Linked DNA regions of Mus musculus: regions 2, 3, 4, 5, 6 and 7 are each linked to region 1. The links are chromatin loops, found by intact Hi-C in ENCODE. Cell type or tissue: heart. All regions are shown on one strand. Links, peaks and the distances in the headings refer to the core of each region. The heading gives the core; the rest is flanking DNA.

The links. Peaks named below come from ENCODE experiments on the same cell type or tissue, not always from the same donor. Only the 100,000 strongest peaks of a DNase experiment are listed, where the experiment ranks them.
Region 2: a loop joins it to region 1, with 2.4 times the contacts of the local background. A loop is called at or near these places in 2 of 42 quality-filtered maps.
Region 3: it touches region 1 in a loop (1.9-fold over the local background); 3 of 42 quality-filtered maps call a loop at or near these places.
Region 4: a loop joins it to region 1, with 2.8 times the contacts of the local background. A loop is called at or near these places in 6 of 42 quality-filtered maps.
Region 5: it touches region 1 in a loop (2.1-fold over the local background); 4 of 42 quality-filtered maps call a loop at or near these places.
Region 6: a loop joins it to region 1, with 2.0 times the contacts of the local background. A loop is called at or near these places in 6 of 42 quality-filtered maps.
Region 7: a loop joins it to region 1, with 2.8 times the contacts of the local background. A loop is called at or near these places in 7 of 42 quality-filtered maps.

The regions. Positions count from the first base shown.
Region 1 is chr14:11,881,295-11,885,662 of GRCm38, reverse strand. All of the region lies in intron 2 of Ptprg (protein tyrosine phosphatase, receptor type, G), which reads right to left. Among named protein-coding and RNA genes, the nearest start is that of Gm52128, 310 kb to the right of the region's middle. In heart, for the core only: no CTCF peak of the experiment used is centred there; DNase peaks (open chromatin) are centred at 1,462, 1,882 and 2,362; H3K4me3 peaks cover 883 bases; H3K27ac peaks cover 2,429 bases.
Region 2 is chr14:11,809,575-11,813,942 of GRCm38, reverse strand. All of the region lies in intron 2 of Ptprg (protein tyrosine phosphatase, receptor type, G), which reads right to left. Among named protein-coding and RNA genes, the nearest start is that of Gm52128, 240 kb to the right of the region's middle. In heart, for the core only: no CTCF peak of the experiment used is centred there; DNase peaks (open chromatin) are centred at 2,232 and 2,642.
Region 3 is chr14:11,971,219-11,975,586 of GRCm38, reverse strand. All of the region lies in intron 4 of Ptprg (protein tyrosine phosphatase, receptor type, G), which reads right to left. Among named protein-coding and RNA genes, the nearest start is that of 3830406C13Rik, 310 kb to the left of the region's middle. In heart, for the core only: a CTCF peak has its summit at 1,944; no DNase peak of the experiment used is centred there.
Region 4 is chr14:12,138,186-12,142,553 of GRCm38, reverse strand. Ptprg (protein tyrosine phosphatase, receptor type, G) reads right to left here. Exons shown (of 30, transcript NM_008981.3): 9 at 1-170. Among named protein-coding and RNA genes, the nearest start is that of 3830406C13Rik, 140 kb to the left of the region's middle. In heart, for the core only: a CTCF peak has its summit at 2,439 (motif pointing right); no DNase peak of the experiment used is centred there.
Region 5 is chr14:11,933,028-11,937,395 of GRCm38, reverse strand. The region is part of intron 2 of Ptprg (protein tyrosine phosphatase, receptor type, G); the gene reads right to left. Among named protein-coding and RNA genes, the nearest start is that of 3830406C13Rik, 350 kb to the left of the region's middle. In heart, for the core only: a CTCF peak has its summit at 1,912; no DNase peak of the experiment used is centred there.
Region 6 is chr14:12,056,114-12,060,481 of GRCm38, reverse strand. The region is part of intron 5 of Ptprg (protein tyrosine phosphatase, receptor type, G); the gene reads right to left. Among named protein-coding and RNA genes, the nearest start is that of 3830406C13Rik, 230 kb to the left of the region's middle. In heart, for the core only: a CTCF peak has its summit at 2,332; DNase peaks (open chromatin) are centred at 1,131 and 2,421.
Region 7 is chr14:11,551,622-11,555,989 of GRCm38, reverse strand. Ptprg (protein tyrosine phosphatase, receptor type, G) reads right to left here and starts at 2,437. Exons shown (of 30, transcript NM_008981.3): 1 at 1,658-2,437. The coding sequence starts at 1,742. In heart, for the core only: no CTCF peak of the experiment used is centred there; DNase peaks (open chromatin) are centred at 1,109, 1,459, 1,859, 2,489 and 2 weaker places; H3K4me3 peaks cover 3,906 bases; H3K27ac peaks cover 3,300 bases.

The sequences.
Region 1 (4,368 bases), core at 187-4,186:
TGCCACTCAGCCTCCGGGGCTGGCTCTGGTGGCTTGTCCAGCAATGCCCTAGGGAACAGGTACTCTGTCCTTCAGTGTCAAGTTCCAAGGAGAAAAAGTTGGGGAATTTATTCCATCATCTTTTGGGCAGTGATCAACAATAGGAAGCTAACATCCAAAGGACAATTTGGCTCAATCAATGGCCATCACTCCAAGGCAGCACACAAACAGAAGCACATGGCCACAAAACAGCAATTCATTGTGCAATTAAATGTCAAGTTTCAGTGTTGGAAAGGAACCCTAGGGTTTAATACAGGGGCATCTGAAATAATAATAATAATAATAATAATAATAAATCAGTAGATAATAAGAGAAGAAAAATTGGGTGAAAAGCAATTTTCTTCCTCCCTTTTTAAAATTTAACTTAATTCTTCAGTGAACAAGAATTTTAGAATGTGAGATAATAATACAGGAAGGCTGCTGAGTCCAGACAAAGCCTCTATCGCTCTGAGAGGGTCTTAGGCACTTCGAAAAGTAAGATGCCAGCAACAGCATCTTCCTTCCTCGGGACACTGACATGTTTCTCCAGGGTGCAAAGGAAAGAACACTGGGATTAGTTGAGGATGGTGGGATCTCACCAACCAACTGCTTTACAGTGAGAAAGACAGTGTTCATTCTACCTCGATACTTCTGGGGTCCTTAATATCTTTTTATGGATACAGGAAAGGCCAGGAAAGAGAAAAGGCATCTCTGAATCCCTTATTTGTAGTATTTTCTGAAACTAATGGAAGTAAAAGTGAAACAAAAACATTAACCTACCAGTGTCTCCATCATTTTACACTTGTATGATTACAGGGTACCAAGGCATCCCATAATTCAAACACTCATAAACTTCAGCAACTTGTTCGAGAAAATGTTGACCCCCACCATGACAGATGAATAAATCCTCTGCTCATGAAATCTGACAATTGCTATGATTTTTCTTTCAGTAAATCCATGTAATTTGATCTTCCAAGAGCAAGATAAAAAAGAACAAGTTTGATTTTGAAAATGTGATGGGGTTTCTTTTCATTCCCCATTCACTTGAGACAGAAAATTGCTCACACTAAGCGCCAGGAGGTTAGCAGGCACTGAACCAGACCAGCAGGCTGGGAGCTCCTGTGGAAAAGTTGGGCACTGCCTTGTTCTAGAAACACATATAGAAAGGGAATTTTTCGTGTCCCAAGTTTGTTCTACTTAGTTCTAGCTTTGAGGAAAGGGAAATGACGAGACAGTTTGAGGCACATGAGCGGTGAACACCAGCAATCAAAGGACGAGAGGCTTTAGACTGTATTAATGCTGCACTTCCCTCCTCATGACAAGAAGGCAACACATGCCTAACCTGTCACTTGGCTAACGTATTTCACACAACTGCATAGACTATTCTCACACAGGAGGGTGGCTATAAGAACAGACCTGTGCCAAAGAGGGCTTCCGGATCCCTGTGCTGCCTCCCCATACTTCACCCCTCACCTTCCCATGAGTGAAAGGCTCTCACCTCTGGAGGGGAGAAACAGACATGGTTTTGCTGAGGAATTTCATCTGCAGTTTCCAGCGAACATTAAGCAACTGCTCTGCCAAGGAAAAGATAAGCCAATTTGTAAACCAGAGGAACAACACAACTCAAAAGGAGGCTCCAAGTTCCTAACTCAAAAAATCCTCAGTGAGCTTTTAAACTCTCTACGCAAACCACACAACTCAGCCCCGGGGTTATTCTGTCCTGGTCGTGCTTTTTAAAAAGGCATCGGTTTTCAGACTCAGATGGTTAGCAGCAGACCACACCAAGTTCCCCAGTGAAGCCATGCACTTCTCAGATCCCCGCCACATGAATGGGAAAGAGGGCTTCTGGCTGCCATGCACAGCTAAGTTCATCCCGTTTCCACAGCACAGGATATAACCAGTCTCAAAGCAGCCAAATGGGAGACCTGCCCAGAAGGCAGGGAAACTCTTTAGTAGAACTCACCCCACATTTTGCTCTCAATGGCACACTGCTTAATGACATTCTAAGGGACAACAGAGAGCTTAGCCTTCTAATGTCTCACAAAGCCCCCACGGGGAGAGGTGTCATTCGAGCCCTGAAGATAAACTGTGGGAGCAAACACATTTCCGCTTAGCCAGCTCGCACTTCCAGGGAAGCCCTAGGTTTTTTAGAGCAGAATCAATGGCTGAGAAAACAAAAATTTTCCATGCTTTGGAAGCTGATGCAACAAAGATGGAATGAACAGAAGAGAAAAGAGAAACAGAACTCTGAAATGGAAGTTGCCTAATAGTGGAGTCACCTTTAGACAAAAATAGAATCCAGACACTTGACAGTGCTATGCACTCATGCAGTTGCACAGCGGGCGTGACACCCTCAAAATAAAATCCAGAAATGCTCCACCAGCCCTGTGGACAATAATAGGGATGGAAAACTATGGGCAGACATACTTTTCTGTTCATTTTGCTGTTTTCTTCCTGTCTTCCCCCTTTCCTTTTCTCCTTACTTACCACCTCCCTCTCTTGTTGACATGTTTGTTTCTTTGTTTGACCTACCATTAAAATTTCCAACTACCTAACACAATAAATACTGCTGGGGAACGAAGATTGAAAAAGATCCCTTTAAATGCATGGGGTCCATTCCATACCAACTACCACAAATGTGCTGAGTTTTTCATTAACTGTAAATACAAACCAGAGTTTAAAAGGCATCACATGACTGAGTCGAGGTAGGCTCTGAACCACACCACTGACTCTTCTTGTGATATAAAATGGACTTCCTTCTATACTCTGGACTGCTGAAACTTTTAAGTTGTTACACTGGGAGTTACTCCCCAGGTCGGGGTCGGGGTAGGGGTCTAAGGTTCTGATGAGTAACAAGCTGTCAGGCAATGCTGACAGGCAGAGGATCACACACATCGTGAAAGCACTAAAAACACCCACCTCTCACAAATGGTCCCAGCCTTTCCTTTTCTTATTGCAGGGAAAACAAACAAACAAAAACACAACCTGCGCTACTCAGCAACATGGTCAACCACGGAACGTGCCGGGTGGGAAAATCCCAAGCAGGGTCTGAATCCACTCTGTAGCTTTCTGGCTTGGGAAGGAACAGTGGATCTGTGTTGGCCAGGTCTTCCTGTCATGAAAATGTATTCCCATCCTCCTTTTTACATGCTTTGGACATGGACATGTGAGGTGGGGCCTTAGTGAGGCTCAGGTAACAATCTTGGAACTACAAAGATGAAAACCATAAGTCAGGTGTGGTGGTGCATGACTTTAACCCAGCACTGGGTTGGCAGAGGCAGGCAGATCTCTGAGTGTGAAGGCAGTCTGGGCCAGAGTGTGTTTGAGGACATCCAGGGCTACACAAACCTGGAAGGAAGGAAGGAAGGAAGGAAGGAAGGAAGGAAGGGAGGGAGGGAGGGAGGGAGGGAGGGAGGGAGGGAGGGAGGGAGGGAGGGAGGGAGGGAGGTGGGCAGAGAGGCACAGAAAGAAGACCACAGAGCTAATGTAAAAACAGAGTCAAATGAAAGGTCAGCAAGCTATGCTAAATCTCCAGACTACCTTGAAATCTAGGCTGCCAATTGTTCTTACAAATAGGGTAGGATTTACTGGAGAAGAGCTATGTCTATTTAAGGATGCTGTCTTAGAGAGCTGCTCTAACAAACACTACATCAGGTAGCTGAAGCAACAGACATTACATTCTCAGTTTTCAATGTGGATAAGTTGTAGATTACAGCATCAGTGTGTTTGGAGAAGTTCTATAAAGGCCTTTCATCCTGGTTCACTGCTTTCTGGCAGGTTCCCATAAAACAATATGAAAGTTCTCGGTGATTTAGGGTGATGGCTACATTCTGTTCTTGCAGAGGAAAAGTACCCAGGTGGGCAGCTCAACAACTGCCTGCAAATCTATAGGACACTCTTCTGGTTTCCAGAGGTGAGTATGTGTGTTATTTTTCTCCTGATGGCATTATTCCCATGTAAAGGCTGGACCTCATGACTTCATTACCTCCCATGGCCTCACCTTTATATATCAACCCATCATCTTGAGGGCTGGCTTAAACAAATGAGTTTCAGGATACCAATGCCATTTGGTCACAGTGGCTGCCACTCTGAACTAGTGGCCTCAGCTGAGCAGCAGACACACAGAAGATATGCATGTTGTAATTAAGTACCTACAGGATTGCCAGGGTGTTTCCAAGCTTCCAGTCCCTTCTTTAGATTGAAGGCATTTACAATGTGCTAAAAATGATGGTTCTTAATATAGCCTTCTTTTAATAAAAACAAGTTGCTTTTATCCTCCCAAAACTCCATTTCCTTCCTTCTTGACCACTGGCAAGCAGAGAATGGAGTTTCCATATCCGGACTCACTAC
Region 2 (4,368 bases), core at 239-4,238, 72 kb after region 1:
CCTTCTATGTAAGTAAAAAAATATAAGATCTAGAAACATGAACAAGTTCGTATTGATCAAACAACCTTTGCCTCTGCCAGGCAATTAATAACATGGGCTGTGCATGCTGGATATTTCAGGTTGCCCTGCCAGCCAGTTTATTACATGAGCAGTGGATGCTGCGTATTTTCTGGTATTTGCTGGGTATTTTGTATCCCTACCTCTTTGCTAAAAGCAGTTAGATATTTTGCCTTCATGTTTTTCCAAATAGAAGCTTTGGTTTGTTTTTTTTTAAAGAACTATTCATTACCCTCAGCCCACAGAAGTGAAAAAAATGGGAATTTACTTTATCTTTTAATTATGAATGTATGTGGTTGGGGGATGGGTGGGTAGGAAAGGAGTCCTTGAAGGCAGGTACCTGTGAGGGCCGGAGAAGCCAGGTCCCCTGGAGCTGGCGTTATTGGCAGTTATTAGCTGACTGCATGGGTGCTGGGAATCAAACTCAGGGCTTGTTGAACAGCAGTATGAACTCTTAATCCCATAGCCATCTCTTCCAGCCCTCTAGAAACTTTTAAAGACAAAAAAGCTGTGTAAATGCCATCCGAGCTGGAGTCCTCAACTTTCCAAGAGGCCGGCCAGCTTCCTTCCTCTCTTCTCACCAACCTAGACCATCTTCTTAGCATGGTCCAGCTGGCTGACAGTGTGATGTTTGTGAACTCTGTCTCAGTACCATGGGAGAGGTGGTCAATCCCCAGGTGACATCCTGCCACAGGTGAGCAGAAAATGATGGCAGGTTCTGGAACACACTGAGAACTAACCTGTCAAGTAACTGATGGGTACCCAGACTCTTAAGAAACCTGTCTGCAGCTGGGTGGTGGTGGCGCACACCTTTAATCCCAGCACTTGGGAGGCAGAGGCAGGCAGATTTCTGAGTTTGAGGCCAGCCTGGTCTACAGAGTGAGTTCCAGGACAGCTAGGGCTATACAGAGAAACCCTGTCTCGACCCCCCCTCCCCAAGGAAAGGAAAGGAAAGGAAAGGAAAGGAAAGGAAAGGAAAGGAAAGAAAAGAAAAGAAAAGAAAAGAAAAGAAAAGAAAAGAAAGAGAAACCTGTCTGCAGATGGCATGACATGGGGGCACAAAACTGAGTCCTGCCTCTCAGTGGATCAGGTTTCAAAGACGTGCTTTGCAAAAATTGATCCCTAAGATTTCCCTAAGGTGGAGCTTTCCTTCCTGTCAGGCTTAAATGTGTCTTCCATGAGCAGTAGCATACACAGCCATGGAGGCAAAGTTTAGGCAAAGCATCACAGCTAACAAAGGTCTAGGCTGTTCTCAGCAAAGAGACAAACCACCGAGAACAGACAGAGCTTCAACAGGCCCAAGAGGTTTCAAACACAGAACATGCTTACCAACAAATGTAGATGGCGTGTGAGCAAGAACACCTTCTACAGTGTCTCACAATGCATGTGCCCAAAATGCTGACTGGACGAAGGGGCTGCCAGACACGTGGAGATAAAGGGGGCTCCTGCTTTCAGTTAGGGGCCTGCGACTGGCTAACAGGTAGGGAATAAGGCCAGTGGGAAGTATTGTAATTTATAATAATTAAGAATCAATCATGGGGCCAGGGATAAAGGCCAGTGGGCGAAGAGTCTGGAGTATGAGCATGGGGACCTCGCTTGGCATCCCTAGCATCCGGATGAAAAACCTGATCCACTGATGCTTCTCAGAACAGGAGACTGGAGAAGCGGAGACAGGCGGGTCTCTGGAGCTCACTGGCCAGACGAGAGACTCTGAAACCCCAAATAGTAAGGTGGAGAAGAATGAAGGAAAACATTTGAACTCAATCTCTGGCTTCCACACATGCACACTCGCACATACATAAAAATATAGCAAACCTGCATATGCTATATACATAAGCAAAATTTAGCTGATTAATCATGAAAATCAAAGTATCAGTGAAAATCCAAGTTTGCTTTAACCAACTCAGCTTTGATAAATCAGCAGAAATAGACTTAAAATCATTCAGGGATAGCGTCCGGGGTGAACAAGTTAGGAATCCAAGTCTTGCATCCTTGCCGGGGAAAGGCATGTGTGCCTAGGATCTCTCCCATGATCAGTTTTGGATTCTCACCCCGGTAAAGGAACATGTCAGAAAGCAGCTACTTTGTGATGTTACTTAGTTGCTTTGCAACATCCTCTCTTATATTAAGTGTATCACATGCTCTGCAATGTCACAGGCGGAACTCAGCCTTGGGGACCACTGCACACAGCTTGCATCATCTGCACTGCTCGACGGTTTTGCTTGCAATCCATCTCCCAAGAACACCTCCCCAAAGCCTGACTCATAGAACATCTCTCTCCTCCACTCTCCACACTTTCCCTGCACTTCCAGTTCCTAAAACAAGCCCTCTGAATTTATGAAATCCCCCACACCAGAGGATCCTGTGAATTGTTCAGGTATGAAAATCATTACACAAGCCATCTGCCACTCCATGAACCTGAAGGCACAAAGTGTGGCTGTGGTTGCTCAAGAATGTTATCTATTTCCATCTTGTGCAAATTTAGGAGCAACTGTGGTTTCCTGTTCCAGGGTGTTGTCCAAAAATGACTCCACAGAAGTCTGCAAAAATAATCCTGGGCGTTCTGTTTTGAGAGGAACACTTGAAGAGTTTCCCACTAAGAGAGGAAATGGCCTGTTCTGACTGCAGAACATCCAGCATGTTCCCTGAGCCAGAACCTGCACAATGCTAGTTGAACCATTGTTTCACTCGTAAGTAAGGCAGGGGCCCGCAGTGGAATCAGGCAGGTTTCCTTCGATTCTCACGCTAAAGGACCTGCCTGTCAGGAGACCAATTGTGTTTTGTTACCTATAAGATGTGAATGACTGCATCGTCTGTGTCTTTGTAAAATTGGTTGTACTGTCAATGGAAAACACCTCTTATTTCAAAAGGGCAGTAAGAGTTTCTTCTGGAGTAGAATGTGAGTGCCTGTGGTCCAAAAACAGAGCCAAGCAGGTCACACCCCATAACATGTTTTAACAAGTTCACTGAAGTTCTTATAGTAAAGGAACAAAAGGAAGCCATGAGAGAGGTACTTCGTCAAGTACTCTGGTAGGGCATCAGGTAGGCAGGGCACAGCAGACTATGAAAATGTGGGAAGGACACAATATGATGACATTCTTAGCTTTAGGACCCATAGGACCTGGGGATCTGTGAGTGCAGCTACAAAGGTTTCGCACAAGAGTTATAAGCCAGTGGGGTCAGGAGTAGCCACTCAGGGCCCTAAAGGTAGAATTTGAATCTTAAGTGTTCTAACTCTCAACAATTACAACTGTCTATCCAGTGATCTTTACATGAATTTTAATACAGCTGGGGCTTCCTCTCCTCTCCCAGGGACTTCAGTTAATAGCAAAGATTAAAAATGAACTCACTGTATTTCAGGGTACCTAACACATAGAGTATCCTAAAGAAATGTGTATAAAAATATATACATATATGCACATTATTTCTTAGACATTAAACTGACTCAGAAACAAGCAAGAACATTGTATACTGCAACTATTTTAGGGGAGATGAGGTCTTTATAGTCCACGTTCAGTATAGGAATGACTTCATCTTTACCAAAAGTTTTAGTCTGAAATAACATTCCAGTCATGGAAGGATACAATGTATTTTCCACGAGAAACCATAAAAAGCACATTGTATATTCTAAGGTGTAACTCGACTTTTAACTTGAAACGGTAACAAGTTCTGACTCACTGAAGGTGAAATTTGCCAACACAGAAATCTGAGGTCAAGACCAAAGAATCATCAGGAGTTCAGGAGAGCAACTAACTTTCCCTGCACCTATGTCATGGTATAGAACCTCACGAGACTGACAGCAGAAGACAGGATTGCAGCTCCAGCGGGGGTTACAATGGCCACCTGTGGCCAAATACAGTCCCTGTGAAGGAAGGAGATAGTTTCTGACTCTACTCTGTACCTAGAAGACTTTTTTCCCTGTCAGCCCTTTGTCATGAATCATTCTGAGGACAAGGTTTCTGCCATCTGTGTTCCAGCCAAAGGTAAAGACACAGGCCACAGTCCCATTGTTTGAGCTGAAATCAGGGAAGACTTTTAACCCCACACTGAGTATCCCTCAAACTGGGAAGAGCCAATCCCCATCTACCCTAACAGGAGCTAGACAGCCTCATGAGCATGGAGGAGACAGGGACAGGAGAGCTGGATCCAGAACGAAGCTGTGTGTGTGTGTGTGTATAATAACAATTATATGAGAGCCTACAGTGTCACCTAGCATAGGAACTTGACAGCTGGCTTGGCTGCAGTCTCTACCTCCTTTGAACAGGAAGTCTCTATGAATATGGGGGCCCTCAGTTTCTGCCTAGTTTGAAG
Region 3 (4,368 bases), core at 158-4,157, 90 kb before region 1:
CCATTACCTCTGTTCCAAGCAGTAATCTCCCGGGAAGTAGAAACCTCAACTTCTCAACAAGCTCGGGCATCCAGGTGTCTTACTTTCCAGAGCAGCTAGGAATTCTTAAACTCTTACTGCTTCTCTGATGAGAGCCACATAGCAACAGCTTTGCATCTCGTCTGTGCTACAAGGCCAGAGGTTGGTTCCCTTGGGAAGATGACTGTTTCCTGAGTCATGGCCCTTTTGTCCTCTCTTCTGAGGATGCAAAACTCCAAGCTGTACCACAAATATTCCAGGCACACACCTACCTTAGGACCTAGAGAAGTAAAATTCCCAAGATGAGATGGGGAAACCTCCAAAGGCACCAATTCACTGAAGTCTAGAAACTAGAGAAGAGCACAATGCACACACCCAAACCTTCCACACAGAGAATGAGGGAACGAGAGCTCCATCCTGAAGGTCCCAGCAGGTTCTCTTCCCATACCACAGATATGCAAATATTCAGGCCTAGGGGCCTGATTTGGAGCGCTCCTCAGTTAAATGGCTAAAGGAAAACCAATCAGGTCACTGTGCTGGACCATTATAGACATTGCCCACATTTACTGGTTACCAAACTATTAAGAGAAGAATACATTTGATAGGGTTTTGTAAATATACTAGATCAAAGCTCACTTTTTACAGTAAAGATTTAAGACAAGGATGCAGGGCATATACACATAGTGTGTTTCACATCCAGTTACGGTATTTGAACCCACAGGCATCCTGTTGATACTCGAGATAAGAAGTGACAGAGAAACAGAATTGCAGAGGCAAACTCAATGGGAGAAGCAAACCCAGGGGTGACTGAGGACTGGAACTTTTGTTTATCCCAAGTCACCTGTGATCTTGGAATGCTAAATATTGACAGACAACTAAGAACTGTATCTGAAAGACTGGCTGTGCTACAGTAAAGCTGCCAGGCTTTAATGGAGAAAGTCAGACGTGAGAGGTATATGTAAATGGTAAGAGCTGGGGTTTATAAGTTATTCTCCACATATTAATCTGAGTTTTAAAGTCCTGTCATTTAAGAAATAATCAACAACTCAAGAGAGAACATTTCTTTCTTTCTTTTTTTTTTTTTTACATAAAATTCAGTTTTGCTGAATTTGTCTAGCTACTGCTCATAGATTCCCATAGATGTTTCCAGAACACAGTGGTCTTTGAACACAGTGCCAGGCATACAATCCAGTTCGGAAGCCTTCAGAATGTCCTTCCTGTCCTATTCAGGGATGCTATGAATTTCTCTGCCAGGGATTTAAAGGAGTAAGAGCAAATAGACTTTCTTTCAAACTTGACTTCTTTCTATTCCTTATAAATCTTTCTGACTGACCCTCCCTTCTGAAAGGCGGTGGCACTAAAGAAGGAGCTAAAGGCTTTAGATTTAAGGTAGCTTGAAACCTTTGTGCTCAAGTTTTGACAGGACACAATAAAAGAGGGGGGGGGGGTGGTGAGCCTCAAGCCAGTAAATCCTCTGGACTTGAACTCACAATCCACGTGACCAGGCTGCCTGAGGTCTCGGCCATTAGAGCAGAAAGGTCTCGCCAGCCAGCTTTATTTGAGTTCTTCAGGTTGGAAAAGGATTCTGAAAAGAACAGAGCTCAGAGTTCTGGCAATAAACATTACAAAGGGGAAAAAGAGAGAAAAACCAGAAAGCTTATGAAGAAATAAATGTTGTGATACATGCAGCTGAAGTATCTATAATAAAGACAGTATACCCCAAGATGAAACAGAAGATCTGTAAAAACCTATTGGTATTTTAACATACTTTATTGTTCAGAGTTAAGAGTGAGTATATGAGGCTTGAGACAATGCTAAATGGTTACTACAGTGAAACGATCACTTATCTGATACATCATACAGGAGTAACTTACCCGAAACATCACACAGATACAAACCTGCATTCACCCCTAGTGGTTACAGCAGCTACAGCATAATCGTTTAGGAGGCATCTCACTATGACCTATAGTTGTTAGGTTGTGAATTAGACCCTTCAAGTTGTTCATCCTACATCATTAGTTACTTTATTTACTTTGACCTCTTTTGTTCTTATTAAAAGAGCAAACATGACAGAAACCCCTCTTGAATAACTTCCATTAGTTTCTTGTTAACTCATTACCTAACTCCATTATTATGGTCTGGAGCCTGTAAGCCTCCATGTTTCTATATTGGAGGCATAACTTGCACGTGGCTAGTGAGCACATGAGATACGAATGTGGTTTGTCCACACAGAACTAAGCTGTTCATGAACTGGCCAGAGAGATGGCTCTGTAGGTAATGAACCTTGCTGCCAAGCCTGGTGAGATAGTGTGAACCCAGGAACCCAGATGGCAGAAGGAGCATGGTTCTCTCAAGTTGTCCTCGGACCTCTACCCACAGGCTCTGGCAGTGTGCTCCACCTGCCATAAAAGAAATTTAATAAGAAAAACTGAGTTTTAAAGATTTAGTATTAAAAACAGAATGCAAGAGATCTCAGCCATAACTTTTTATAGTGGGTTTTATGTTGGAATAATATTAGGGCAAATATAACAGATTATTAAAATCAATAAAATTATAGTAACCTTTATGATAAATAATAATAAAATAATCTGTATAAAATAAATGGTTTGATGTAAATCAAACCACCTGTTTCCCCTTATCTCTTTTAGTGTGGATTATAAAAACTCTGAAGAGTAATATGTGGTTCCTCTGACAATTGCTCTAAGCTGGTGCAGCTCTCATGGGCTAGACAGAACTGGTCAGTCTAGGCATACACTATGACATTCTCCACAGACATTGTACCGTTTATATGGTCTCTCTGGTTCATCTGCGACCATTAGAAGCCCCTCTGCTTTTTTCTTTCCTATTATACTATAGATGAAGAATCCAACAGTATTTCTTGGATAATTTTAAAAACTGACCAAAGCAATGCCAAAAGAGAAAGAGAGAAAAGGGGGGGAGGGGAGAAGAGAGGAATCATGCATAAAATACAAACAAGCACAGCTTACATTTCCCAGACTCCTGAGCACATCTCAATCTGTGGGTCTTAACCCTGTGGGGGGTAGGGTAGCTCCTCAGACTTCCTTTATATCAGATATTTACATTGTGATTCACAAGAGTACCAAATTTATAGTATGAAGTAGCAATAAAAGTAATTTCGTGGTTGGGGTCACCCCAACATGAGGAACTGTATTAAAGGGTGGCAGCATTGGGAAAGTTGAGAACCACGGCTCTTAAGCATCAACATGGCATGGGTCACACCTCTCACTGTTGCATGAGTTCAGGCATTCTGAGATTAAGATGGGCGTGGGACTACAGCTTCCCTACAGCCCAATATGGAATCAAGTGAAGAAACATCTGAAAATGTCTCAGCACACACAGTATTCAATACATTTGTTTACAACATGATTTCTCCACACCCATCATTCGCTACATTCCCGGTCTTCTCCATGGCTGTCTGAAGGCCCCGGGTCACCAGGCTTCTTCTTGAAGTAGGACTCCAATTCTACTAGGTCTTCTGGTCTAGTTTTCAAGGTTTGTCATCTCCTTGGTTAAAAGTCTCAAAATGAGCCAGCTACTAGCAACATGGGACAACATGTGGGTGATACATCTCCAAGGAGCCCTCAGCCTAGTCTACATCTAAGGATGGCTGTTGACTGCACAGGGAACAGGTTCCTTCCCCTCACGAAACCTCTGTAACAATCCACATCAACAGAACCACTGAGAAGACTCTTATATATGACAGACAAAGGCCAGCTCAGCCCAGGGGAACACTAGACTTTTAAATAGACTCTTTATGGTAAGAAAGTCAACATCTAAGTTTCAGGAAGACCCATGGACATTTGACAGACGTCACTTCAGAGCAAATAACCAACAGACACCAGGAAAGCATAGAACTAGCCCTACAGTGCCCTCAACATCCAATAGAAAGGCAAGCAAGACAATGGAATCTGTAAAGAAAGTTTGTTTCAGAAGGATTATAAGGATTTTGTTATATATAGAAAAGTGGGAGATGGGGTAGGGGGGAGAGATAGCATTATCATTAAGAGAACATGGTTCAGTACTCCCTTAAGGGATATTTTCTCTGGTGACAAATCAAGATGCTACCAAGGTCATAAGGACCTTAAACAATTAGTTTTGAATAAGCCAAGGTGACAGTATTATTTTCAAGATGACAGAAATGTCAAAACAGTCCTTGTGTCCTCTGAGGACATATGTACATTTGAACTGTCAACCAGAGAGTAGAAATACTTAAACCAACATTTCTAAAAGGAAAGGAAATACTGCCATACAAATAAAAGACAAGGGTAATTCTCATATAAGTTTAAAAAGATACTGTGTTAGGGGCCAGTGAAATGGCTCTGTGGGTAA
Region 4 (4,368 bases), core at 120-4,119, 260 kb before region 1:
GTCTTTTGTAAATGTCTTCTCCTTCTCGTCCTCATTCTTGGTCCAGCTATAGGAGATCATGTAATTCATGATGGGCGGGTGGTAGATGGTTTCAGGTTGGCTCCAGGACACCTGCAGAGCTGTCTGGTTCAGAGGCTGCACCTTCATGTGGATGGGCGGAGAGCTGCAAACTGAAGACATGGGTAAGGTTAAAGGGTATCAGCTACCTGCCGCTCACATGTGTGCCCTCTGACTTCAGGAAATGGATCTACGGTAAGATCCCAACTCTGGCCATCCAAGGCCCATTAGCAGTGTTCCACACCAGTTCTCCTTCCTCTCGTCATCTATTTATGCATAGTATGCACATGTGCACACAAGTATGCATCCACAAGTGCCACAGTGTGGAAGAGGATGGTAATGTAGAGTGTCATTTCTCAGGAGGAAGCCACTGGCCTGGAACTTCCCAAGGACAGGTCGCCTACTTGGTGCTGAGGTCACATGCTCCCTCTGGGGTTTCATTTTACACCTGGCGCGCATACATATACATATACGTATATACATATACATACATATATATTTATATATACACACACACATACATACACACACATTTCTGAAGATCAAACACAGATTCTTGTGATTGCTTACTGAGCCATCTTCCCAGCTCTCTCTTTATTTTCTGAGACATAGTTTTGCTATATAGCCCAGGCTTGCTCTAAGGTTATGGTACTACTGCCTTAATGCCCTAAGCCTCAGGGTTGAAGTCATGTGCCACCATGCTTAGCCCTGCCCTGCTCCCTACGTTTTAGCTTAGTAGACACTCTGTACTTCAGCCCTAAATACTCATACCTGCAACTTTTCAGAACAAGAACATTCCCTCATCTAGCCTCACTACCATTACCCTACCTAAGAAAACACACAGTGACTCAATAGGATTCTCGTACAATATCCATATTCAAATTTGCCCCCTTGTTTTCAAGACAACTTATGGCTGTTGCCCTCCTCACCTGACCCTGTGCTGATGAAGCTTTCTCCTCTGACTTTTCCTCAAGACAGACTCTTTGACTGGAGGACCAGACAACTAGCTAAATTTGCAGATGAAATTTTATTGCAGGCAGATCAAAGCATAAATGCAATGCGTCTTCCAATAATGCTAAAGCAGAGGCACCCAGAGAAAGGATGGCTTCCTCTGAACTGGTGGTACCCTGGGTAGTAAGGGACAGTCAGGCTAATCTGTCTGCCCATCCCTGCAGCTCAGGAGCTTAAGGAGACACAGCAGAGCCACAGCTGTCCAGGGCCAACTCCCCGTGGTACTGAAGGCTCCGGATCAGCCTGTAGGGTGGTGGGTATGGCAAATGTTTGCTATGTACAGTCTGGATGATCAAGTGTGCCACTCTCCTATCTTCCTAAGACAGCCAAACCTGTCTCTAGACACAAACAAATGTCTCCACAGAGCCCATGTCCCTCAGTCTCCAAGGAGAAATGCAGATTTTGGAAGGAACCACCCATGTTAAGCTGATACTGAGCGCAAGGCCTGGATAGACGTCAGGAGGGAGGACGTCACATCCTGCAGGAGCACTTCAGAGAAGAATCCGACTCTATTGGGGGCTGACTCCCTTGTGGAAGGCTCTTTCAATTGAGAGCTGAGCCAAGTCTACATGGGTAGAGGTTGGGGAAGAAGTGGAGGCAGAAGAAGGGACACAGGAGCAGTATTCCAGGGTCTGTACAGGACCGTGATGGGACCAAAGCAGGAAGATGGGTAAGCCAGGACTGGGAAGCCTAGAGGCCAGGTTAAAATTCTGGCCTTTCTTCCTGAAGCCTCTGGAAACCAATACAAAAGTAAGCCCGGAGTGTTTGGATGAGCTTGTCTGACAGACTCCTGTGCCCCCAAGGTGGAGGAGGAGGAGGCTTGTCCAGGTGTCCGCAGCACTGTCTGCACACTAAGCCAAGGACTCGGACTAGGAAGATGGCAAGTTCTAGAACAAACAATGCAAAACTGAGATGTCGGGCAGGGCAGGGGGAGGGACTTACGAGTGGTGGGGGGTAATAGAACACCTGCTGGCTCTGTCAGGTAAGGAGCTAAGTGAGAGGTGAGCTCACACCGCAGCCATTCTTGGGAACAGCACAGAACCTTCCAGAAGCCCCCAAGAGACACACACCTCTTTTCCAGACCCAGACTACCAAACCTAAGGCAGTTTCTAAGAGTCTCTGGCCACACTCCTGCAGAGAAGCACTCAGGCTGCAGCTGTGAGGGAGAGCGGCCCTGCCTGGCAAGAGGCTCCTTTGCGTCTGTTGGAGAAATGTGCTTTCTGTGGCTTCAACAGGAAGATGTGGGGACTGGTGAGGCATGCTCCTTGCCTTTCAGAGCGCCCCAATGCAAGGGGTGGGCATCAAGCTGCCACATATTTGCCTTCAAAGACTATGAAGAACTCTGGAATGGCCAAATGTGACATAACAGAAGAAACACTAGGGGGCGACAATGTACTATTTTTAAATAGTCCAATTTGCTAGGCTTCTCCAGACAGCACCGAGGGAGGGATGGAAAAGTGAGCAGAGATCCACAGGCGATCGCATCCTTTTTAACACTGGCAGTGGGGCAGCTTCATATATCGGCAACGTGCTATACTCTGCGATGATGACCTACCGTCCTCAGCTCTCACCTCCCACCACGTTCTTTCTTTCCTTGTGTTTCCTGAAACCATTCCCTCTCCTGCCGCAATCAGCGGTGGCCCTGAGGGACACATTCCTCCAGCAGTTACATCACAACCACATAAATAATCTTAGCACCCACATGCAGATGCACCATCCTTATTTATTTTTTGAAATGAAAATGGCTGGGCTCTTCTATGCAGAGTAAGATGATTCATATAGTACAAAAAAGCAAGAAGAAAGTTAAAACGATTTCACCCGAAATGTCGCTGTGATCATAGACAGCGGCTGCAAACATTTCAGGATCCAATATTGACATATGATCTACCTCTTCCTATATATGTGAAATAGGATTACATACAATTTGATATAGAAAAAAAATAAAATAAAAACAGGCTGGATGTGGTGGTTCAATGCCAAAAATCACAGATGCTCTCAGGCTGAGGCAGGAGGTTCTTAAATCTGAGCCCAGGCTAAGTGACATGGTGAGACCCTGACTCAGAAACCAATAAATCAAAACCCCAAACAAACCAACAAGAACAATGGAGGCATAAGGTCTGTAGGTAAGTTAATGATGGAGTCAGGAGGCCGTGCCTATAATAAATAGCGCCATCACTTTGAATGGCAAGTGCAGAGTTAAAGCCTCTGGGGATAGGACCACCTGCTGGGGAAGGAGACTGTAACTAAGGCCCATACTTGCCTCAGATTCCCTGGACCAGGCCAGAGGTACCAAGAAGGCCTCCTCACATGCGTCCTAGTTGAGAAGTACAATAGGAAAGAAGTCTCTTCCTGATCTATCCCCAGCTTGTCTCTCATCTTCCCAGACAGTGGGCTTCTGAACACTGGGGTAATGTGGAAGAGGCCTTTGCAGGATTCTGTACCAGAAAAGCCTCTGGCATTTATAGAAATAAAAAGTGCACAAAGGAAATATTTTTGACTTTGAGAGTCACGTGGTCTCTCTTGCCTTCAAAGCACAGAGCCGCAGAGGCAATGAGCTTGTGAGAGTGAGTGTGCCCAGAACTTACACACTGATGCTTGTGAGACTGAGTGTGCCCAGAACTTACACACTGATGCTTGTGAGAGTGGGTGTGCCCAGAAGTTACACACTGATGCTTGTGAGAGTGGGTGTGCCCAGAACTTACACACTGATGCTTGTGAGAGTGGGTGTGCCCAGAACTTACACACTGATGCTTGTGAGAGTGGGTGTGCCCAGAACTTACACACTGATGCTTGTGAGAGTGGGTGTGCCCAGAAATTACACACTGATGCTTGTGAGAGTGAGTGTGCCCAGAACTTACACACTGATGCTTGTGAGAGTGAGTGTGCCCAGAACTTACACACTGATGCTTGTGAGAGTGGGTGTGCCCAGAACTTACACACTGATGCTTGTGAGAGTAGGTGTGCCCAGAACTTACACACTGATGCTTTTGAGAGTGAGTGTGCCCAGAACTTACACACTGATGCTTGTGAGAGTGAGTGTGCCCAGAACTTACACACTGATGCTTATGAGAGTGAGTGTGCCCAGAACTTACACACTGATGCTTGTGAGAGTGAGTGTGCCCAGAACTTACACACTGATGCTTGTGAGAGTGAGTGTGCCCAGAACTTACACACTGATGCTTGTGAGAGTGAGTGTGCCCAGAACTTACACACTGATGCTTGTGAGAGTGAGTGTGCCCAGAACTTACACACTGATGCTTGTGAGAGTGAGTGTGCCCAGAACTTACACACTGATGCTTG
Region 5 (4,368 bases), core at 169-4,168, 52 kb before region 1:
ATTATAGTATAAAGAATCACATACAACATGTTCTAGAACAAAAACAGGCTACAACACATACCCAGTAACCCATCAACAGACTTCCCTAAGTACCTCACGACAGCCATGTCCTTATTTTGAAATATACTCTGCTATGGTGAAGCACGTGAGAGGAAGAGGACAGTCACAGTTCCCTTATACACCTCATCCATCCCTTATTAACAGGTATCATTCACAGCCACCAGTCACCTTCCAACATCCACAGGTATAAGATACTATTGCCATTGAAGGAATAGAGAAAGAGAAGTCTGAGGAGATGTAGTTCTCTGGCACTTGGATAGAAGCATTAAGCAAAGAGTAGAGGAAAGATTCACACTCTTACCAGATGGTTCCTATCTCTGACCTAAGCATTCTGCCCTAATCTCTTAAAAAGGTAAGTACTTCTTGGCAGTTCTGTTCGGATGGGAACCACCATCGAGAGGTCAGTCTGAACTTTTCTTCTACGTACAGGCCCAAGAGTTGAGCTTAGCTGCACTTGGCCAACATTGCAGGTTGAGGTTGCTGACTTGCTGGTTACCTTTGACCATGACTCTCTATAATGCCTACAGAAAATAGTTTATTACCATAAATTACCCATGACATTTTAAATAAAACCTTGTATTTGTGAATAGTGTGTAAAATTAAGCAAACAAACCAAAGGCAACGAGGAGTACATACAACTGTCTCTGTTGCCTGAAGACAGCTAGTCAAAAGGAATCAGGCCCTAAGAGCCTGTTGTGCTCTCAGTGAGAAGTCCCCCGCAGGCTCTGGGTTAGAACGCCTGCTCAAGGTTATAGGACTTTGAAAACTGTGGAACCTTGCTAGAGGCAAGCGTGTCACAGGGCCAGGCCTCGCCAGGCCTCAGGAGTTCATAGCCTCATCCCAGTTCCAGTTTGCTCTCTGCTTCCTGTGTGCAGATACAGTATGACCACCCAGCTTCCCACTCCTGACCCCGGCTGCCAAGTCAGCCCTGCCATTGTAGATGCTGTCCCAAAGAAACTTTTTTCCTTAAAGTTCTTCTGTCCATGACATTTTATTAGTAGAAAAATATCTAATTTGGTACTATTCTACATTTCAAAACACTAATGCCATCTACAGAATGAGATTAGGATGGACAGAAAAACGGGAGGAAATGTTAATTAAAATCAGAGCATTCATAGGAGAGTCCATGTCTAGGGACTGTGATTAAGTAGAGGACAGCACAGTCATGTTGCCCTCCCAATTCTAGAAGACAGCATTAAGCCAGCAAGCATACTACAATGGGAGTCCACCACACTGCCGAATTCTTGAGTCTGGGTACTCGCACCCCAGGAAAACGCTAAGTGATTCCAAAACAGTTGGATCCTCGCTCTGAAAAACAAGTGGTCTAATCAGGAAATGAGAAGTCCTTTCCCTACAGATAGAAGAGCTAATGGTTACAACGCTACAGTGTGACAGAGGCACATTCAGGAGAGCTGGACAAAGGAAGAGGCAGAGGCAATCAGCTGCCATTCTCTCTGCAGCAGGGAGCCGGAGGATGGAAATTTAGAGATGCTGTTTCTATTTATTAGCACTAAGCTGCTTCCTCATATCCCTCCATAAACATGCAGCTCCAAAAAACAAAAAAGATCTTTTGATCAGGAGCAGGGCTTTCTTTAAGCTGGAGGCTCGTGAGCATGCCTGCTGAGCGAGTTCATGTAAACAGATATCCAAACATTGTGGGCCTGAACAACACTTAATATCTTATATTCTGTTTGGTATTTTCTTTTGAATAAATCCAATGATAACGTTTTCCTCTCTTTGAATAAGACCCCAAAGGGAAGTAAATTGCATGATGGGAAGAAAAAACAGTCAGGGCATTCCAGGGGCTGTCAGCATCCATAGGAAAGCACCTGTGGTTCCTGTATCTGCCACTAGTCTAAGGAGTGGCACTCCTGAGCACTGGCTACAGGATCTTTTATAAATACAAAAGTGGTGTCTTCAGGCTCAAAGCAAAGAGCAATATTGTCTTCAACACTAAAAGAGTTTCCAAAATTAAAACAAAAAGCATTACTTAATTTGAAAAGGTAGTGGGCTTCTTCAGGTCTCCATAATGGTTCCCTTGGTTTTCTGTATTTCTTTGCTGGTAACAGAGCAAAAAGAGGAAGAAAGCAAAACTCCTTGAGAATGTCTGCCATGTAACACTAAAGCACAGACGGAATCCAGTCAGTGATGAAATGTCTGCCGTGTGACAGTAAAGACAGACAGAATTCAGTCAGTGATGAAATGTCTGCCGTGTGACAGTAAAGACAGACAGAATTCAGTCAGTGATGAAGGGGTTAAGAATATTCTTTTCTTTTCTTGCTGGGTACAGATTTTTTTCAGTACCATCCCAAAGCCATGTAGGTATCCTATGCTCATGATCTGAATCCCACAAGCTGATGCTAGAACACAGAAAATAGGAAAAAAGCTATCTCACATGGTTCCAGAGAGTGGCTTTCCCTCCCTGGTTCTCGGATTATTTATGACCAAAGTCAAAGGAACATAGCCTACCGGGCACTTAGAAACCACCTTTGTCACAAAGCACTGAACACTCACTTGGGCTCACTAGGCATATGAAAGGAGGAGATGGGCCTGGCATCTGGGTCTTCATCTAGTCAGACACCTGCTTGACTTTGTAAGTCACTTAAGGAGTGGCTGTGTGCATAACCAACCTGTCTCCCCTAAGACTAAAAACACAATAGCCATGCCCTAAATCTGGAGTCACCTTGGATTCCAGAAGAGCAAAACCTCACAAAACAGGCCCCACTTCAGATAACAATAATTCCTTTCATTCCCTGGCTTTCCCCACTCCCCACTGCACCCTATTCCTGCCTCCCTGGGTAGCATCTCTGTTTTCCTAAGAAATCCTACTTCTATTATACATTTGGAATGCAAAGTTCCATTCACAGTTTTTCCCCATCCCCAGGCTCCATGTATTCATTATCAGTGTGGATCTGAGTCCCAGCCAATTTGCCCAAGTACCTAGGTTCTTATGTCAGACGGAAAAGAACTGAAGACACACAATTAGAAATAGAGACATTTTATCAAGAAAGAAAGAGAAAGGGAAGGAGATAGTCGGCCATGGGCCACAAGGTCTGTGACCCCTTAGGTTATTTAGAAGTCCCACACTGGTGTATCTTGGGCTTTTCTTGAGCCCACTATACAAAATTCAACTGGGACACTGTGTTCACTCCCTCTCTGCCAACTTCCCTGGGCATCCTGTTTGCTGAATAAAGTAGAGGTGGGAACGGACTCCAAGTCGCATGCCAGAGACATAGAATCTGCACCAGAAACACAGTGGAGTCTGCCCCATTTTCTGCACATTTTAAAAAAACATTTTTTTGAAAATTTGTTTATTTTATGTGCTGATTATTTTGGTCTACATGTGAGTCAAGACACTGTGCACCTGGTGTGCACAGAAACGAGAAGAGGCCATCTGATGCTCTGGAACTAGGGTTACAGGTGCTTAAAGTCACAACGTGGGTGCTGGGACTCCAACATGGGTCCTCTGCAAAAAGACCAGTACTGAGCAACCACTGAGCTATCTCTCCAGCTCCAAGAACACACTGTGGTGCACAGACCTACTGCCACCCTTGCCAAAGTCACCACTACCCCACAAGCAATAACCTGGTCATCAAGGCAGGCAGCGGGTCCACACTGCTATCATGTGCCTCCATCATTCTGTGCTGAATAAAGGACCGCATTCCCTACACATTGGCAAGGAAATGGATGCTCACAGCATGTGAAGTAGGTGAGCCACAGGTATAATCACCCAGTCTGGAGAAATGGCTCAGTAGTTAAGAGCATTGGATGTTCTCTTCCAGAGGACCCAGGTTCAATTCCCAGTACCCATGTGGTAGCTCACAACCACCTGTAAGTCCCAAGAGATGTAAGATATAACATCTTCTAGTCACACACACATCTTCTAGCTCACATATGGTGAACATACAGACAGACAAAACTCTCAAACACATAAAATAAATAAGTAAATATTTTAAAAGAATAATTACTATTCCAGTAAATACTTCTTTCAGCTTGTTTTTTGGAGGGGTCTCTTTTGTTATTTCTGCCATTTTTTTGAGCTACTTATTCAAGCTTTTATTGGATCCTTTTCAACCTCCCATTCATTGGGTGAGGGCTAGAATTACAAATGGCACCCAACACATCTGGGTTATTTTTCTCTCTTGGGTTCCAGATCTTTGTGCTTACTAAGCAAGCATTCTTACCTGCTGAGCCATCTCTCTGGAATGGACTGAATCTTACAAATTTAAAAGCCTACTGTGCTCGGTTTTCATAAAGTATAAGAAACACTTGGTACAAAATAGGCATCCAAATACTTCTTTTTGAATT
Region 6 (4,368 bases), core at 256-4,255, 170 kb before region 1:
AAAAACCCCAGGTTTCCTGGAAAGCAGAGATAGAAACAGGGATCATGCTGACAGGCTTGGGGGCTTGATCCAACTCTGTGATGTCAGGCATGTCGATGGATGCCTGGCCCTTTCCCCAAGGCTTATTAAAGACTAGGTGAGCATGAAAACTCTTAAAGCCAAGGAAGAGTGTAGAAGATATTCAGAATACCTACTCATCTACTTAAGTATCAAATAATATAATGCAGTTAAGAACACTTAATAAAATTTCAAGAATTACAGAAAAGCAGAGTGATACTAAATATTTTGCAAGGCCTTTTTAACAGTTCCGTGATTCCTCAAAAGCAAAGAGGCAGTGACCTTATTCTGAGGCAGCGACCACTCAAACCTGAGCAAGGTGGTGTGGGTTATTACTATTCAGAGGGACTCACTGCTTTGCTTTAATATAGTTTTAAAACATTTCACTAAAAAAAGTACTTTTGAAAATCTCAAATGCTGCCTCTCCTAAAACAGATGCTGTGACCTAATGTTTGGCTACGCTTCTCACCTCACAAAAACATTCTTTCAACATGAGCAGCACACTCTGCGTACCTTGTAGTAGAAAACTAAATGAGGACTCAAGAGTAAAATCCTCACACTGTCTGATCTGGTCAAACGCCTGAGAGTAAGAAAACGGAGTAGAAGAATGGAAATTGCATGCATGACATCTTTTAGAAAATCAAATCTCTAGCTTTTATGGCTTCTGAACATTAGTCTATGTTTATCCATATACAACTTAAAGTTATTCTCACTGGTATTTAATACACATGCTACAGTGTATTTAAACAACTCAACTGTTGGGATTTCTGAAGCTCTATTTTTAAACTATGTGAGAGTGACGTTTTCTTCCTACCAGGGAAACTGTGATAAGGTTGATTTCTGACAGATCCCAATATGCTCCAGAATTTTCTAATTTGGGTGAAGGTAGAAGAAACATCTTCTTCTGACCTAAGAAGAAAAGGTGTGTCACGATGCACCGTGACTCACTGTACGTTCAGATCAACAGTCCTCTAAAACCCACAAGAGCTGCTGTGGGCCGCTTTGGTTTGTATTTGCTGGACTAGACACAGGTCTGGAGTTACATCGCCTTTGGCAGAACATCCTGAACTACATTTGACGGGAGGCATAGTCTCCCTTCTCAGCCAGAAGATTGCATGAGTAAGATCTAAGGGAACTGCACAGGCCGTCCTGTACCAAGCCTATTTTATAGCATTAGAATTTTACAACCAATGTCTCCTTTATAGCACTAAGTGGCAGGAGGCAATCACTTACAAAGAGAATAGGGGTTTGCCCTTCACTTAAGTGCATGATGATAGGGAAGTTGGCTAACGGCTTCTTTGTTGTCTCTAATAGTGAGTTTCTAATGGTGTCATCTTAAGTGAGTCCGGCCCATAATTTCGTTTTAAGGTGGTTGGTTTTTTTGCTTTGTGCTTTTAAGATAAGCTACTAAACTATATATTTTAAAATTCTTATGTGTTACTAAAAGTGGAATAGGAATGGAAGGCCTTGGGAACTGTAAATTGTAAGTGAGTACAATATGACTGGTATAAAGGGCAGTGCAGACAGAGGCCAGCCACATAATTTGTTCTTTTGTTCAGATAATTGTAATTGGGCTTCTGCTTGGTCATCAACCTGGCCTCACACACAAGGGTGGAGAGGTAATATGTTCCTGTGAGTGGGGACAGTCATTTTTACACAGGAAACCTACAGATTATCTTGTACAAATACACTAACTCAATCCATGGTTTCACATGCTTTATGAGACAGGAGCAAGATTAACTCATGCAATGAGAAGAGGCCCGTTGTATCCGAAGATAAAACACACTACAGCACCAGCACACGAACTGATCATCACCATCTTTTCTGCCAGGTTTGCCAAAAAAGCTCACCAAAAATAAAAACACGGCCTCAACAAGGCAAAGGGTTCATTCAATACCCGGTGCACACAGACAAGGAGAGAAACAGGTGCTATAGGAGTGAACATCCAAGGAGGGAAGTGGCACGAGCTGAGCTTGGATAAATTGGAAGTGTTAGAACAATAAGGGTGTTTCAACAAGCCCAGCTGGGAGCACTGCTCTTCAAGCCCCGCCCCTACTCCAGGAGCAGTGACTGGCATCCCTGCTCCAAAAGTGCTATTTTAATGAGTTGCTTCAAATACAGGCTCCAAGAGCCTGAAATTAATCTTTCTGTCTCCTGAATAAGAACATAAATTTGCTTTCAATCTTGGTAATAGAAAGATTGTTTTTCCCAAGTTTCCAGAGGTCACCATCTCTTTTCTTTACAGCCAAACCACTTCAGTGCATTATCCCTGCCTCTCTGCAGAGGGCGCACACATAGGACACACTCACTGACACTTGCTTAAAATGCTAAAGAGGTTAGGTGTCCTACCTCTTGACATGGCTCACTGACAAAGTCCAGAATTGGTGGCCTTCCAGACTCTAGGCACATTGTTGAGATTCCAGCAATGTCAGGATCGCCTCCAGCACTTGTGGTTTTATACACCCCCTGGGTACCCACAGTTCTGCTGAGAGGCCATCAGTAAGCTGTAGCCTTTCAGATACAATCCCACAACAATCTGTTTGTACTTCCCTTTTAGCTGACCTCAGCTCAGTACTGTTTTCTTCAGGGAACTGTTTCCTGATGCTAAACTAGACCTGTTGACATCACAGGCTCTCAAAGCACTCTTTCCTTTCAAGACCTAATTAAGCTTGTATGACCACTGTTACATTTAGTTATGTATGTGTATGTATGTGACCATATTCATCTGTGTATGGGTGCATACGTATGCACATGCTGATATGAAACATGTGGGGGGAGGCAGAGCTCACCTTCTAGTGGACACTGGAGTCACTGATCCCTTACCTATTGTTCACCTTGCTTTTTAAGATGGGGTGGCCTGAAGCCCTTCAAATCGACTAGGCTGGTTGTCCAGCAAACACTGTCTCTGCTGTCTCTAACTGAGCTTCTTCTTGGACCCCATTACCACATTTATTTTATTAATACGCATTCCCCAGTAGGCTTGGATGGCCACAAAGAGTACAGCACAAGGTTACAGCCAATGACCAGAGCATCCTTACCAGAATCCTTACCAGAGCAGAATCCAGGCCTCACAGGCATACATTCTTGTCCTCAAGAAATATGTGGTGGCTAGATATCAAAAGAGCCTCAATTATGCCCATACTTGAAAAGGACAACACAGGAGCTCCTGAATTGGTGTGAATCAATTGCTTTGTGCCTCCCCAGTGAGGCCACAGCACATAAATCTCCTTCCAGGCACTCTTCTTCCACCTCATTGTAGGCCACACAAGGGGCCTGTGTCCTTCAAGAACAACAGCTCTGTGCAACAGGGTCCCCTCTGACATCATGATTGCTGACAAACAACTGTGAATGGTAAGTCACCGTCTCACTTTGTTTTATGACCCACGTGCTCGTGAATGAAGCTTTACACCAACGAGGTAATTGAAGGCCCAGCTCTCTGCTGGGTATCTGGCCTGATATTTCATGTTCACTTGACAGGAAAACACTGTAACAGCTCAACATACACAAAGCCAGGGATGAACACACTAAGCTAGGGAGATTAAGACACCCAGGTTAGATTATTTTGTTTGGCCTGTGGCAGGTCTCAGCCTTCCTTCTGTGACAATGCCCAAAAAGTCCTCTCATGAGGAGAATGTTACCTGACATTCTCGTCATGAGAAATGGGGCAGACCCATTTCTGTATTTCCCAAGAAGCTGTTAATGCAGTGGAAAGCCCTGTTTGCTATGTGTAATCACCTCCAAGACTCCCCACATCGAAATCTTCTCAGCCTGCTTCATAAATAAATTCTCAGCACTGGGCCTGGGTGGCCATGGTGAGGACAACGGCTGGGGACCTTAGCTTTAGGCAATAACCTCTTCAGCCTGTGCCACAGGTGCCTGAGATATCCCAGGATCCTCCACTGAAGCAACAGGACTGTCTGTCCAAATCCAACACAGCTAAGTAATTACTAGCCTTGGTGTGGTCCCATAGGCAGCCAACTGAAGTCAAGTGCACGATCACAGAAAGCCACGTGATCTCTGGTGAAATCACACAGGCAGCTCACTAAACTCAAATGCCAGTCCACAGAAAGCTAAGCAACTCGCAGCCTTAGTACCAATGCCATCTGAGGAGTAAGAACTGGCTGGAGGCGTTCATAAAAGATTTCTTATCCCCCAAGTCAGTTAACTGCCTTGGGTACTGAGTAGAATCACCAGGGTGCTCAGCCTAAGGTGGAGTGAGAACCTTGTTGGGGGTATCAGCCCTACACATACATAGCACGGCAGGCAGAAAGGTGGCAGGTAAAGCAAAGGATGAGACCCAGAATAATGTTG
Region 7 (4,368 bases), core at 245-4,244, 330 kb after region 1:
ATTCTCAGAGGAGATGCTCCTCAGCGTCTACTTCCATAGAGACAGGACCCGAGAGGGTAAACCCCAGGCCTCCTAGTGAGTAAGCGCGCGCACCCTCACCGAGCTCTGTAGACAGCCCCAGAGAGAGGAATAAGCGCCGAGGAAAAGGAGCCGAAGAACCGCAGTGTTTTGCCCTCTGTTCCTCGCAACCACCCTCAAACCTTCAAAGAAGGGACCACTCGCTGCCAATCCCCTTAGAGAGGATCGCCGGGAACAGCGAGGTCCTCGAGCCTGGCTCCTAGGTGCACCATAGGGTTGGGGGTACCCGCTGTACCAAAACCCCGCGCTGTGGCAGCCAGAACACAGGCTGCTATTAACCAAGGAAAACCGAAACATTGTGGCACGTTTCTTATTTCTTGATTAGAATAACCGCCGCCTCCAAATATTCCAGAACAGGCAGATGAGAAAGCAGAAAAACCGGGTGTTCTGTCCTTAAGAGATCGAGGAAAGAAAAGCAAATCGCGCCCTCTCCCACCTCTTTCCCTGAGCCAGGAAAGAGGACGTGGCCTTCACCCACTGGGAAGGAGCTGGGCAGCTTGAGCTGCAGCCCTCCGACTCTGCAAGAGAAGAGGAAGGCGGCTGGCCTCTGCCCTCACCGAGGGGGGAGGGTGTGGGCTGAAGGCTGGAAGTGGAGGGTCGGCGAGCTGCACACTGGTACGTGCAGTGATTTAGGATTGTCGAGTGGCCAATATTGTTCCAGCTTTAACCTGGCTAGAAAATAAGCGGGTCTGGGTCTGGATCTGGCAGGCACATTCAGCCTGCAAAAGGGCAAAGATGAAAGTAGGGAGGGCACGCCAGACAGCCAAAAAATCTGCCCGGACGCCAGAAGCTACCCAGCTGTCGACCCGCGCCCTGAACTTGGACCCAAAAGAAAGATACAGAAAGGGACCGTGAGCCCAGTGAAGCAGGGGTCTAGCGAAAAACTCCCTGCTCACTGCTTCCTGCTCTCCCGAGGCTCCCAGGCCCCCCGCGTCTAGGGAGCTGCCTCCCGCTTGCACTGAGGCGTAGCCCGCACCTCAGCCGGGAGCAAGGCTGAAAGGAGGCGGCCCGGCGACTACAACGCGGGCTGCTCCCCACATCCTGACTTCTCTGCAGCCAGCCTCCGCCTTCCATCCCCAAACGCCGCCCTCCCCCCTACAAAGGGTCGGAGGGATGCAAAGTGAGCCACGATTATGAGCTCCTTCTATCCCCGCAGAAGCAACGGGAGCACCCCATATTACTCAAACCAACAGAGCATCCTTCCCACAGCCAATCTCCCCAGACATCCTATCGTGCAACTATAGCCCTCCGGATCAGCTCCGGATCAGCAAAGCAAGTCGCCTTCCCCCGCCCTCCCATACTCCAGATGCTTCAAGCTTCCCAAGCCACAGTCAGAGCACATCTCTGAGTCCCCAACCCTCCCTTCCAGCCCGCCACTGCTTCTGCCCTCTCTGACCATCAGCCTCCTAGAACACTGCCGGAGCCAATGAAGCAGAGCTCTCTTTCCTCCTCGGTAGCCCGGCCCCCCTTCACCCTCTCCGCGGTCCCTAGACTGGCGCCCAAGCTCCGCGCCCCGGCGACAACTCCGCATACCCCGCGCGCCGGCCAGAGACGCGTCCCATCGGCGGCCCTCACTCACCCGGGAAGCACACCACATAATGAAGCACAGAACTGGTGATTTTCAGGAACAAAATCCACCAACACGGTTCCAGTAACCTCCGCATGTCCGAAAACGCACATCGAAAAGAGAAAGGCAGGGGGGGTAAACTTGTTGAATAAGTTCTTGCTTCCGAGCGAGGCTCCGCTAAGCCTGGAGGCTTTCACGGCTCGCCCGCCACACGGGGCCCCCCACACTCGGCCACCGGTCCCGCTGGAATCCGGGAAGCTGCCAAGCGCTCCCGAGAAAACCTCAAAAAGTGACCGGGAATGCAAAGCCAAGCTAGGGACGATCCTCTCGGAGGAGAAGGGCTGCTTTCCGCTCAGACACGATCCAGCCGACAGGCAGGGCGAGGAGAAGACGCACGGCGGCAGAGCCCGGGGCCCGGAGCAGGCAGGGACCGCGGGTGGCGGTGGCTAGCAGCGGAAGAGCCCCAAGTTGAGTCGGCAGCGCAGCGCAGCCCGAGAACCAGCGGGCGACGGCGGGGCTGTGCGCGGCGCGGCGGCTCCGGGCTTCAGGCGGGCAGCTCCTTCCAGGGCCCCGGCAAGGAAGGAGGCATGTCTGCGAGCCTGGAAAGGGAGGGAAGCGGCGGGGCGGAGCGCAGAGCCCCCCAAAACACAAACGGCCAGTGGAGCGCAGGGAAACACAAAGGATCTCAGAGGGGCGCCGGGGCGAGGGCGCCTTCAGTCCATGCTCCTGAAAGTTGTGGCTCCGGCGCAGGCTGGGGAGGAACCGAGAGCGCGGGGCTGGAAACTGGCCATGCCTCCATACAGGAAGTAACATGTGAGCATGGATCCTGGCAGAGACTTTAAAGCCGGCGAGCGGGCGAGCGAGCGAGCTGGGGGCGCGCGGCGGCGGGGGCGCGCAAGCACGGGCGCGCGGTGACGCGCATCCCCGAGCTGCCGCCGGCGGGGGCGCGCGTCTCTTAAAGCGGCCGTGCTGGGCTCCGGCTTCCAAGGACTTGCACTACTCTCCTCTCCAGGCGTGCCTAGGGCTATGGGTGTGCGTTTAGGGGAGCTGGTAACCCTGAAGACAGGGAAGAGACCAGCTGCCATCCAGGGTCGGCATGGCTTTGCTCCATTTTCGAGTTCTTAAAGACGAAGTACGGATTCGGAGAGATCCCTGACCTCGTTCATGGATCCGGAACTTGGGGGAGGGGGAAAGGGTGGTCTGGTTGGAATCTGGGGGAGAGGAAAGGACCAGCAGCTACATTTTCATGGAGAGGGGACTTCCGTAAGGCCTCACCACCTGGACGGTGTCTTGACGGGGTGCACCTCCAGCGTCCCTCTCCTGCTGCGTTCCCGGGCTAAGAGACAAAGCCCAGCGGCCTTTGCACTCAGGTTTCATTGAGGTTTTTTTGTTGTTGTTGTTTCCCCTTCCCCCTTTCCGAGCTTCCATTGTTCGAATCTACCTCTGGGAGATAGGGAAAGGGACGGGAGTCCATCCCAGGCTAGCAAAATCCAGCTCCAGGCCCACATCGGCTTTTCCCAAACCACGAAGGTCTGTCGTGGACTTTTCCCCAAACTACGAAGGTCTGTCGCGGAGTTTTCCCAACCCCCGGATTCGGGAAGAAGGTGGCTGCAACTTGGCCTGGTTAGGCAGAGGGCAAATGAAGTGCGCCTCTCACCCGGGGCAGGGGAAAGCAGCACCCCGGGGCAGGACTGGTTTCCCGCAGCCGTCCTAGGAGACACGGCTTAAGTAAACTACAGGGAGAGGCATCCGGGGGAAATGCAAGGGCTAGGTTTATCTGTAATGAGTTTTGTCCCTTGGCTCTCACAGAGATCTTTATCGCTTGGGCTTTTCAGCAACCTATTTTTTCCTCCTACGTTGGTGCTAAAAGAGGGGAGGCAGGTTTTGGTTTGGGTTTTTTTTTTCCATCAAATTTGTAATTGAGCCAACGTAATTAGCCATTTGTATTTTTTTCATAGTTGTTCTGCCACTCTATGAAAAGGATATGGACATATTTTTAAAGTGTCCCCTTGCCGTTTCATCGCAACGCGGCACTGTCCCACACCCACCCAAACATCTCAACCGGATGTTCTTTCGGTTTTCAAATACTATACAGATGCTCTGAGAGTCTGTGGCATTGTTTAGGAAAGCAGTCTCGCACCCACAATTCCAAAGGAAAAACCTCTGAAAAGTTTGGGGTGCAAAACTAGTAAATGCCAGGAAGTTCCTGGAACGGGCCCCCAGATCTATCTTTAGCCAAACCCCGCAAACACCCTTCCCGTGCTAGGCAATGAGGCCAATCTGTTTGCTTTGGAATTTGACACTTCCTGGTTTTGTTGCACTCGAGGGTCGCTCTTGAGTGCTCATGATGACCAGTTCCCTTGAAAAATGGGTTGGAGGGATGGATATCCCAGTGCCAGTCAGAGCGGGATACGTTAAAATGACCCTAGCACAAATGACTGCCTCCTTCGAGGTGACTCCGTATTTTAACACTCAGTCGGTAGGACTTGAATCACACAGAGGTCGGCGACATCATAAGTGTTGCCTGTTGGGCAACCCTGAATTCTTTCTATACTCTGTTTGCTGGTTCAACAAATGAACTGCACATCCACTCTGTGCTGGGTATAATAAGGGCAAGCCAGCCTGTCTGCCTCACCTAGGGAAAGTCAATGGAGGGGTGGTTGAGAAGACATTAAGTGTGAAATGCAAAGAAGGAACGCCAGTACCCCAGTTGTTCAATATGG